Linked DNA regions of Homo sapiens: region 2 is linked to region 1. Evidence: read pairs that join two places in POLR2A ChIA-PET (ENCODE). Cell type or tissue: B cell. All regions are shown on one strand. Each heading gives the region's core, and the rest is flanking DNA. Links, peaks and the distances in the headings are about the cores only. Region 1 has its middle 17 kb from the start of LINC02324. Region 2 overlaps FUT8 (fucosyltransferase 8).

Region 1 (5,380 bases), core at 147-5,146:
TGTCCTTCCATGCTGTAGAAGCTTTGTTCTTTCGCTCTTCACAATAAATCTTTTTGCTTCTCATTCTTTGGGTCCGCACTACTTTTATGAGCTGTAACACTCACTGCGGAGGTCTGCGGCTTCACTCCTGAAGTCAACAAGACCATGAACCCACTGGGAGGGAGGAACAAACAACTCCTGACACGCTGCCTTTAAGAGCTGTAACACTCACTGCGAAGGTCTGCAGCTTCACTCCTGAAGTCAGCGAGACCATAAACCCACCGGAAGGAAGAAATTCTGGACACATCTGAACATCTGAAGGAAAAAACTCCGGACACACCATCTTTAAGAACTATAATAATCACCGCGAGGGTCTGTGGCTTCATTCTTGAAGTCAGTGAGACCAAGAACCCACCGGAAGTAATAAATTCTGGACACAATATTTCTACTTACTCTGTTTTGTCTTAGCGCCTTAATTATACGTATGGGGCTTGTCTTACATTCTTGGTCTGTCTGTTCAGTCCTGCTTTGGATACACTTATGGCTCATGGGGTTTGCTATTTGTCTTCTGAGGGAGTGACAATGCCCCACTTAGAGCATCTCATCCCTAAGCCACTGGCTGCTCACTCTGGTATCATGTGCATATATGAAAGTGTCCAAGGCCAGATCCTGGTCTGAGACATCTCCCCAGGGGGTTCACACGTTTTGTTGCTACTGCTGTGGTTGTTGGTTCCTGGAATCCCTGTTTCCCTCTATGGTCTCTCCAGCATGGATTTGGGAGAGGGAGCCGGCCACCCTGCTTACTGCCAACTTGGCAAGGACTGGGAGTGTTTTTCTGGCTCATTTCTGTTTCTTGTGTAACCTATCCGTGCTGCATTTTCTTTTTCTTTTCTGTTTTTTCAAGACGGAGTCTTGTTCTGTTGCCCAGGCTGGAGTGCAGTAACACGACCTCGGCTAACTGCAATCTCTGTCTCCCCGGTTCAGGTGATTCTCCTGCCTCAGCCTCCCAAGTAACTGGGACTACAGGCATGCGCCACCACGCCTGGCCAATTTTTTGTATTTTTAAGAGATAGGGTTTCACCATGTTAGCCAGGCTGGTCTCGAACTCCTGACCTCATGTGATCCACCTGCGTCGACCTCCCAAAGTGCTGGGATTACAGGTGTGAGCCACTGTGCCCAGCCATTTTCTCTTACTTGTAGATGGATGAAGCCTATGTTACTATAATTTGCTGAGTATGTGTATTTCTCCATTTTTATTGGTCCATTTCAATTCATTTGCAAAGGGCCAATCAACTGCTACTGTGTTTAATTCCAGAATCCTGCTAGTGGAGGTTTATAAACAAGGTATCTGTGAGGAGATGGGGATCTGAAGGGTGCCCTGCAGGGAAGCTTACTCGAGCCCTGGTTGGTACCTTGGTGACCCCAAGCCCCATGCAAATCATAATGTTGGCTTTTCTGGTGTGGCTACTCCCCACCCTAAGTCACACTGTTACTATCTGGCCAGCCTAAGACCCCCAGGCAAACAAAGATGACCTCCCGGGGGCCAAGGGTAAAGACTAGACCTCTTTGAGGGGCAAGGTTCAATTCTTTACTGCACAGGTAGGGAGACTTAGGCTGCAGCCCGGCTCTGAGAAAGGTTCAGCTGGGTGGAGGAGGAGTCTCTGGGCCAAAGCTGCCCTTTGGAGGAGTCCTGGATCTTGCAGAAATGGCCTGCTTAGTGCCCACCCCCTGCACCCCTGCTCAGCACTGGCTGGGAGTAAGCCTGGGGACTGTGGCTTCAGTGTGAATGTGGGGGTGGGGTGGATGCAGAGCAGTAGCATGTGGGGTATCCAGCCAGGCCTGCTCCACAGAGCAGGAGAGCAGAGCTGGGAAGGGACAGTGGGGATGTGATCTGTTAGCCTTCTGGCTGCAGCGCAGTGCAGACCTCCCTTGCCTGATATGACTGGGTCTCCACCTCTTCCACCCCAGTCTCCTGACTCCTGCAAAAAAAGAAAAGGGGGTGTGCAGGGCTGCCAAACACAGCCATGTCAGGGTGGGCCGGTCCCTGCATTGTGCGCCCACCTGCTGCTGCTGTGTTGTAGGGGAAACCGACCAAAGCACGTAGAGTTAGAACAAAACAAGAACATGGGCTGTGGAGACAGGCTGGCTTCCATGTGCCAGTCTCTCCTGCAGCTTCTGCTCTGGCTGCTGCTCTCTCAGGATCCCGTGCAGCTTTGCCTCGGCCTCACACAGGAGAGTTCTCACACGTAAGGTGGGCCTAGGGGCTGCGGCTCAGAGTCTCCTGTATTGGGATCATTACACATGTCCAGAGTGACAGCTGAGAGGAAAGGGTCCTTGCTTGTGTGCTCAGGAGATGGCTAGGGAGGAGCCACCCCAGGGGAGTTGCCACAGCCAGAATTGCTCTGCTAGGCCCTTCCCTGAAGAGACTTCAATTCTTTTATAGATTTCTCCTTCTTAAACCCAACAAGCTGTTTGGGCAAGAAACCAGGTGAAAGAAACTGAGATTATAGGGGAAGTGTGAAGTGTAGACCAATCATGTGGAACAAGGAAGGGGCGTGACTCAAAAACATAACGTGTGTGTGTGTGTGTGTGTGTGTGTGTGTGTGTGTGCGCGTGCTGACTGGCAGAGCTGGGCCTGCTCTTTATTTGGGAGCCTGCTTGCTACTTTCACCTGTGTTTTCAGCTTGTCTTAGTGCTTTTCTCTCTCATAGTCCAATCCCAGCCCAGCAGATGGTTCACTATGCTTTTAATTGAAGAATGAGGAGGAATCTTTGCACACTTAAAAAACATCCATGGCTGGGTACAGGGGCTAATGCCTGTAGTCCCAGAACTGGGAGGCCATGGCAGGAGGGCACTTGAGCCCAGGAATTCGAGGCTGTAGTGGGCTGCGATCACTGCACTCCAGCCCGGGCGAGAGAGTGAAACTCTATCTCAAAAAAACAAAACAAGATACCATCCAATCCTGGGCCAAGCCCCCACCAACACTGATCCTAAAGGAAAGAAAGCATGGCTGCAGCAGGCACAACAGGACACAGCCCCACCCTTGGAACATCGTGCTCCTGGGGACAAGACACTGGATGCGGAAGCTGGCATCCTAGAACTGACTTTTTCGTTGAGTATTATTACTGTGTTTCCTGGATTCTAAAACACTATTGATTGCAAGATGCACCATTATTCTTTTCTTTCAAATCTAGATCTGCAAACGCCATCATTTTAATAACTGCTTTTAGGCGGAGGAAAAGAAACACAACCACATCAAACGCATGCATCAACTGAAACACCCATCCTGATTTCGGGACCCTGAAAATAAGAAAAATACAGCGCATCTTAAAACTGAAATGGGAAAAAAAAAAAGGAGAACTTATAAAAACTAAATACAGAGGAGACTTTTTCTAATTCTGGAAATGAGATGCAAAACCAATACCCACATTTTGGAATCATAGTATGAGTAGGCTTTTTACCATGTATCACTGCTATTCCTTTTTTTTTTTTTTTGAGAGGAAGAAGGCGTGAGTTGACCTGGTATTACTCACCCAAAAGTGAGGCATTGGGGATATTTATATTCAGCAAGCAGTGCAGGGTTTAAACTGGTGAGTAGATATTTGCATCTTCTAACCACAAAAGTAAAATAAGAGAACTAACTGAAATTTCAGTTTTAGAATGATGATAGCTAATACTTGTGGAGCTCCTTTTTCTCCAGGCACTGCTCTAGGTCCTTTGAATGTATTAACTCATTTAACCCCATGAAAATCCTATGAGAAGGTGCAATGAACAGCTCTAGTCATAGGGATGGGAACAAGGAATCATAGAGATATTAAGCAGTGTGCTCAGGGTCCCATTGCTAGTGTATAGACTTGCACAAGGATAGTATGGCCCTATAGCCCCTCCTCTTAACTGCACTATACGGCCTCTACTAAAGCGTAAGTGAGGGAAATAGACCAAACAAAACTGAGAGTTTGTGGGTGGAGGAAATGCTGAGTTGGGCTAAAGGCAGGAGTATGCTGGTAAAGTGGCTCTTTTCTCCCACCCCAAATGCCCTAGTTCATAACATTTGCCAATTTCCTTGGTGTAAATACTTCCAACAGTGGCCGATTTCAAGACACCAACCTGCTGTTAAAATTCTGAGTGTTTAACAATTGCCTCTCTGGAGCCAGTATAAGCTGGCCCTAGCACGCCACTGGCTGAAAGTAATTGTCCAAATTAATATGCAGCGGTTTAGCCAGGAACGTTTTTTGTGTCATGTTAAATTAAGCCAACTGTGGGTGCGACTCTGCATGTGTGTTCAGGGCTTGGAAATTGTTTCTCCCCTTCTGCTTCTGTAACCACCCAAGGGGTTCACCTTGCCCGCTGCCTAGACAGAGCCGATTTATCAAGACAGGGGAATTGCAATGGAGAAAGAGTAATTCGCTCAGAGCTGGCTGTGTGGGAGACCTGAGTTTTATTACTCAAATCAGTCTCCCCAAGCATTCGGGGAGCAGAGTTGATGTTTGTTTTTTGTTTTGTTTTTTTTTTTAGACGGAGTCTTGCTCTGTCGCCAGGCTGGAATGCAGTGGAGCGTCCTCGGCTCACTGCAATCTCTGCCTCCCAGGTTTAAGCAATTCCCCTGCCTCAGCCTCCTGAGTAGCTAAGACTACAGGTGCGCACCACCACACCCAGCTATTTTTTTTTTTTTTTGTATTTTAGTAGAGACGGGGTTTCACCATGTTGGCCAGCATGGTCTCCATCTCCTGACCTCGTGATCCGCCCACCTCGGCCTCCCAAAGTGCTGGGATTACAGGCATGAGCCACCACACCCAAGAAGCAGAATTTTTAAGAACAACTTGGTGGGTTGGGGCTGGGCACAGTGGCTCATGGCTGTAATCCCAGCACTTTGGGAGGCTGAGGCAGGCAGATCATGAGCTCAGGAGTCGGAGACCAGCCTGACCAACATAGTGAAACTCCATCTCTACTAAAAATACAAAAATTAGCTGGGCATGGTGGCGTGCGCCTGTAATCCCAGCTACTCAGGAGGCTGAGGCAGGAGAATCACTTGAACCTGCGGGGGCAGAGTTTGCAGTTAGCCGAGATCGCCCCACTGCACTCCAGCCTGGGTGACAGAGGGAGACTCCGTCTCAAAAAAAAAAAAAAAAAAAAAAAAAGAACAACTTGGTGGGTTGGGGGTGGGGAGCCGGTGAGCTGGGAGTGCAGGTTGGTCAGGGATGAAATCATAGGGGGTTGAAGCTGTCTGCACCGAGTTAGTTCCTGGGTAGGAGCCACAAGATCACATGATTCAGTTTATCAGTCTGGGTGGTGCCAACTGATCCATCAAGTGCAGAGTCTACAAAATAGCTCAAACACTAATCTTAGGAGCAGTTTAGTGAGGGTCAGAATCTTGTAGCCTCCAGCAGCATGACTCCTACAA
Region 2 (5,380 bases), core at 96-5,095, 350 kb after region 1:
AAGCCTTTTCCAGTATTCTCTGGGAGAGGTGGTATTTATTATCTCCAGTTTACAGATTGATGTTCAGTGAGGTTACCTAGCTATGATGTAGCAGAACTGAGACTCCAGTCTAGACACTGCTGATTCTAGCACCCATACTTTTAATTTCTATGTCTTGTCAGCATTAAAATAAAATTACTTTTTTTGGAGCACTTCTTCTGTGCCAAGCATTATGATAAGTGGTTTATATATGTTAACCTTATTTAAGGCTCGTGGCAACTCTATTAAGTCTCCTTATCTTACTGATATTACACTCGAGCTTCCAGATTCAGAAAAAGTACTTTGAAAAATCAAATATGTTTATTGTTCCAGAGACATTAAACAAATATTACCCAAAGAATCTCTGTAAATACTGAAAGAAATGAATCATTTAAATACCTTAGTACCTTAAAAAGGTGATATCAATCTAGCCTAGGCAACATGCCGAGATTTTGTCTCTCTCTCCCCTTTTTTTTTTTTTTGAGACAGAGCCTTGCTCTGTCGCCCAGGCTGGAGTGTGGTGTTGTGATCTCGGCTCACTGCAACCTCCACCTTCCAGGTTCAAGGAATTCTCTGCCTCAGCCTCCTAAGTAGCTGGGATTATAGGCACCCACCACCATGCCTGGCTCATTTTTGTATTTTTAGTAGAGGCGGGGGTTTCACCATCTTGGCCAGGCTGGTCTTGAACTCCTGACCTTGTGATCCACCCGCCTCAGCCTCCCAAAGTGCTGGGATTACAGGTGTGAGTCACTGTGCCCAGCCAATTTTGTCTCTTAAAAAAAAAAAAAGTGATATCACTAATTAAATAAATTTGCAGAAAGAATCCTGGCACATTTCAGTACATTTAGTATATTTAGTATTTTGCAGAAGGGTACTTTGTGAGTCTTAAGTAGTAATAAATTTATAAATTCTTGAAAGCCCACTCTGAGAAGAAATCTCAACAAACACTGCTATATAAATTTTAGTCAGAAATTAGCTGATATATGTAATTTTTAAATATTTTTACGAATTTGAACTATTTTTACTAATACTTTCACAAATAAGTTGAGTGGTTGTCATATCAAAGGCTGAACATACTTTCTTCAGTTATATCGTTGTCTTTGCAAAGTGAATCTTCTAAATGAAGAAAATAAGATACATTATTTTTTCATGGTTAAAAGGTAAACCATAAGACTCTCTTGGCTGGGTGTGGTGGCTCACATCTGTAATCCCTACACTTTGGGAGGCTGAGGCAGGTGGATCACTTGAGGTCAGGAGTTCAAGACCAGCCTGGCCAACATGGTGAAATCCCATCTCTACTAAAAATATAAAAAATGAGCCGGGCGCCACAGCAGACACCTGTAGTCTCAGCTACTCGGGAGGCTGAGACAAGAGAATCTCTTGAACCCTGGAGGTGGAAGTTGTAGTGAGCCGAGATTGTGCCACTGCACTCCAGCCTGGGCAACAGAGCGAGACTCAAAAAAAAAAAAAAAAAGACTCTCTTGGTCTTTTAGGCCAATTAAATTTAATCAATCAAGGAATGTCTTTATAAGATATATGTTGACAATAATAAATATGAAAGTTTATTAATGACTTTATTTTTGAACCATTTCCTTATAATAGCATTCTCTCACTTTCTGCATTACCATTTGCTGTCTTAAGTAGGGCATAAATGCAGTTTAAGCTGTATTTATTAGTGCCAACTAAGTGCCAAATACCGTTCTGAGTGCCTGGGATACATCAGTGAACACAATGAACAAAAATTATGGCGTTTGTATTTTAGCAAGCATGGTTCAGACAATAAACAGTAACCATAAGTAAGTAAGCAAGCATTCATTGTAGTTAGTAGATAGGGAAAAAATTCTGTACTTGTTCTTTTAAACCTTGCAGAGGAAAATTGCATAGAAAACTATTTGTTTTTCAGCTTAACTTGGTTTTCTTGACCCCAAAACTGGGGATTTAAAAAATACTGGCAAAGACAAAAAAAATCATGGGAAACATTCTCTCCAAAAACATAGTTCAAATGATGCTATTAATTAGAAAATGACCATGTTTTGCTCTTATAAAAATGTATTGCTTTTTAAAACTCAAGTATTATCAATATTGATATATAATATAGTAATTTAATCTCTTAGATATTTTTGGTAATGGTTTATAAAAAATGGAAAGTATTTTTTGTTGTACAAATTTTGTTATTCAAAATGTATGTTTCTGTAAACTTTTGTTACTATTCAAGTTATGCTGGCTTTAAATATTACGATTTTTATGGTAATCCCAAGGAAAATGTTTCAGCATGTCTTTTTATTATTTAAATTACTCTTTTAAAGAAAGCTACCTTTGCTTTGGTTGTTTATCTCAGTTGTCTGTTTTCTGCGTTACTTTTGCAGTGAAGGGAAAGAAAAAAATTGTAATATCTGATATATAGTTTACCCTCTGTAGCTGTAGTTTTAGTATTCTTGATTCAGCCAACTACAGATCAAAATATTTGCCAAAAAATACCCCCAAAATTGACTATCTACATAGCATTTACGTTGTATTAGGTGTTATAAGTAATCTAGAGATGATTTAAAGTATTTGGGAGGATGTGTGTAGGTTATATGTAAATACTATGCCATTTTATGTAAGAAACCCGAACATCTGTGGATTTTGGTGTCCGTGGAGGGTACTGAGAGACAACTGTATATCTTAATAGCTTAGAATTAACTAGGATATAGTACAGTTTCAGCATATAAGTATAGTAACATTTTACAGTGTTGCATATGTTGTCTCAAAATTACTGTTAATTGAAATATTAATACTTATATTTTTTGGCTGACGTACCGAATTGAATCAATTTCTTATGCCATCAGAATGAATTCACTTCTTATTTGGTTTTAAAGTCACAGAGCCCTGGATTTCTGTATTTTTTTTACATAAGATGAAAAGTAGGGGATACCTGAGTTTAGAGGAGTGGGGATTGAGAAAGAGTTTTAAGAAAGGGACAGGATAAACAATGGAGTCAGTAAAAAGAGTGTTCTTGATAGATTTAAGAATAGTTATTAAAACAACAGACAACTTTTTACTTGGATTATTCCTTTTTAATTTGGTTTTCAAACAGTTCTCAGCAAGTACAATTCTTTTCATTCTATGTTTTAGCCAGTGTAAATCAGTAACATTAAGGTAAATGTTGTAGGAGTAAATGGGAAGGAAGTAGAGTGTTTCTAGGACAGCCCTTTGATTTTCTTCTCTTTGAATATTGGTGTTTTAAAAACAATTGAGATTTAAGGTGCAAACATAGAAAAATAGTGGCCCTGTGCTCTGATTTTTGAAGCCTCTTCTCCATCTTTTCTGCTCATCTTTTTACCACTGTTTGATTTGTGGTCAAGTGCCCCTCACATTCAGTCTCGTATACAGAAACTATTTCTTGTTTTTTCTCTCTTCTCTTGTATATGGAACTCTGTCTAGACATATGATTTCTCTTCTATAGCTTTAAAATTATCAAAACATTTTTAAAATTAAAGAAAAAAAAATTTTTATAGAGATGGGGTTTCACCATCTTGCCAGATTGGTCTCAAACTCTGGGTTCAAGCAATTCTCCCGCCTTGTCTCCTTCTAAAGTGCAGGGATTACAGATGTGAGTCACTGTGGCTGGCCTGTCAAAAGGTTTTAAATTATATTTTTGCCTACAAATTCTCTCCTGGGGAGAAAATAGTTTTGTTTCCAAGGGAATTCTAAGCCTAATGATGGAGAAATGACAAATGATACTTGTAACCAAGCCTGGAAAAGAATGTGCATTTGTAGTTTAAGATGCACAGTAACTAAGATGTAACTGGTGCTAGACGTTTGTTGCAATTGTTGGTATTTTTATAAATTTGAGGAAGCAGTAGTCTAGCCTGATCCATTTGAACCTTTGCTTCTGATATTTGGAATGACTGCCAGCTGGTTAATGGCTATGATAACCTTTACTTGGCTAATATGCATGTCAGTTTTAGAATTTATCCTAAAAGTGACAATTTGCCTGTCACCTGCAGAGTTAAGTGGTATAATGGCAGCTGAACAATGAGGGAGGAGAGTGGAGTTGAGAACTGGTAGAAATGAAATCACTCATACAGGGAACATGTTTTTTCTTGAGATAATGAACATATAGCCCAAAATATGTGGTTGAGTACATTTTGTTTTTGATTGATTGTTCAAAGATATAATTTTTAAGTCTTCATATATAAGTTAATGTATAATTATGCAAGAAGGAAAAGAAAGTGATGATGGCACTTTGAGGACTTTCAGGCTTAGAGCTAATTAGTCTGTTATCTGGTAGAGCACTAATGTACATGGCTGATTTAATATACAGATTAACAGATTTAAAGCTTTTACCCTTTACTTGTTATTAGGCAGTTAGGTTATCTTCCAACTTGTTGGCCAGTCAACACCAATGTGTTTCCTCCAAGAATCTCAGTATATGCTATTTTATATACCTTAAATAATTTAAATACATTTCTTACTCTTTCCACAGCATGTAGAGCGCATGAAGTACAGGACAATAAAGCTTCCTACACATATCACCAGGAGGATCTCTTTGAAAGATTCACTGCAGGACTACCAGAGAGAATAATTTGTCTGAAGCATCATGTGTTGAAACAACAGAAGTCTATTCACCTGTGCACTAACTAGAAACAGAGTTACAATGTTTTCAATTCTTTGAGCTCCAGGACTCCAGGGAAGTGAGTTGAAAATCTGAAAATGCGGCCATGGACTGGTTCCTGGCGTTGGATTATGCTCATTCTTTTTGCCTGGGGGACCTTGCTGTTTTATATAGGTGGTCACTTGGTACGAGATAATGACCATCCTGATCACTCTAGCCGAGAACTGTCCAAGATTCTGGCAAAGCTTGAACGCTTAAAACAACAGAATGAAGACTTGAGGCGAATGGCCGAATCTCTCCGGTAGGTCCTAAAATACTGAATGAAGAATGATGAAATATTGTACTTTGTTTTTAGGTGTAGGGCTTCATTCCGCTAGGAAAAATAGTTAATTATTTTTATAACCTGCTGTCTTTGCCACAACTTAGCATGACAGTTTTCTATCTCTGTGTATTTAATACAGAACAAGCTTGTCCAACCCACAGCCCATGGGCCACAGGTGACCCAGAACAGCTTTGAATGGGGCCCAGCACAAATTTGTAAACTTTCTTAAAACATTCTGAGATTTTTTTATTTTTTTTTAAGCTCATCAGCTATCATTAGTGTTAGTGTACTTTATATGTGCCCCAAGACAATTTTTCTTCCAGTGTGGCCCAGGGAAACCCTGATATAATTTCTCCATAGTGGCATCATTATTTTGCATATGCATTTTAATGTAGAAAAACTATGCCATTTCATTTATATACTTACATTTCATTTACAGTTAT

What was found. Peaks named below come from ENCODE experiments on the same cell type or tissue, not always from the same donor. Only the 100,000 strongest peaks of a DNase experiment are listed, where the experiment ranks them.
Region 2: POLR2A ChIA-PET joins it to region 1 with 6 read pairs; 3 of 35 experiments call an interaction of 5 or more read pairs at or near these places.

What each region holds. Positions count from the first base shown.
Region 1 is chr14:65,203,045-65,208,424 of GRCh38, forward strand. No RefSeq gene overlaps it. Among named protein-coding and RNA genes, the nearest start is that of LINC02324, 17 kb to the right of the region's middle. RefSeq lists enhancers at 1,988-2,097, 5,361-5,380. In B cell, for the core only: no CTCF peak of the experiment used is centred there; DNase peaks (open chromatin) are centred at 1,661, 2,537 and 3,697; H3K4me3 peaks cover 2,803 bases; H3K27ac peaks cover 4,934 bases.
Region 2 is chr14:65,556,851-65,562,230 of GRCh38, forward strand. It overlaps FUT8 (fucosyltransferase 8), which reads left to right. Exons shown (of 11, transcript NM_001371533.1): 3 at 4,487-4,916. The coding sequence starts at 4,714. Among named protein-coding and RNA genes, the nearest start is that of MIR625, 88 kb to the left of the region's middle. In B cell, for the core only: no CTCF peak of the experiment used is centred there; no DNase peak of the experiment used is centred there.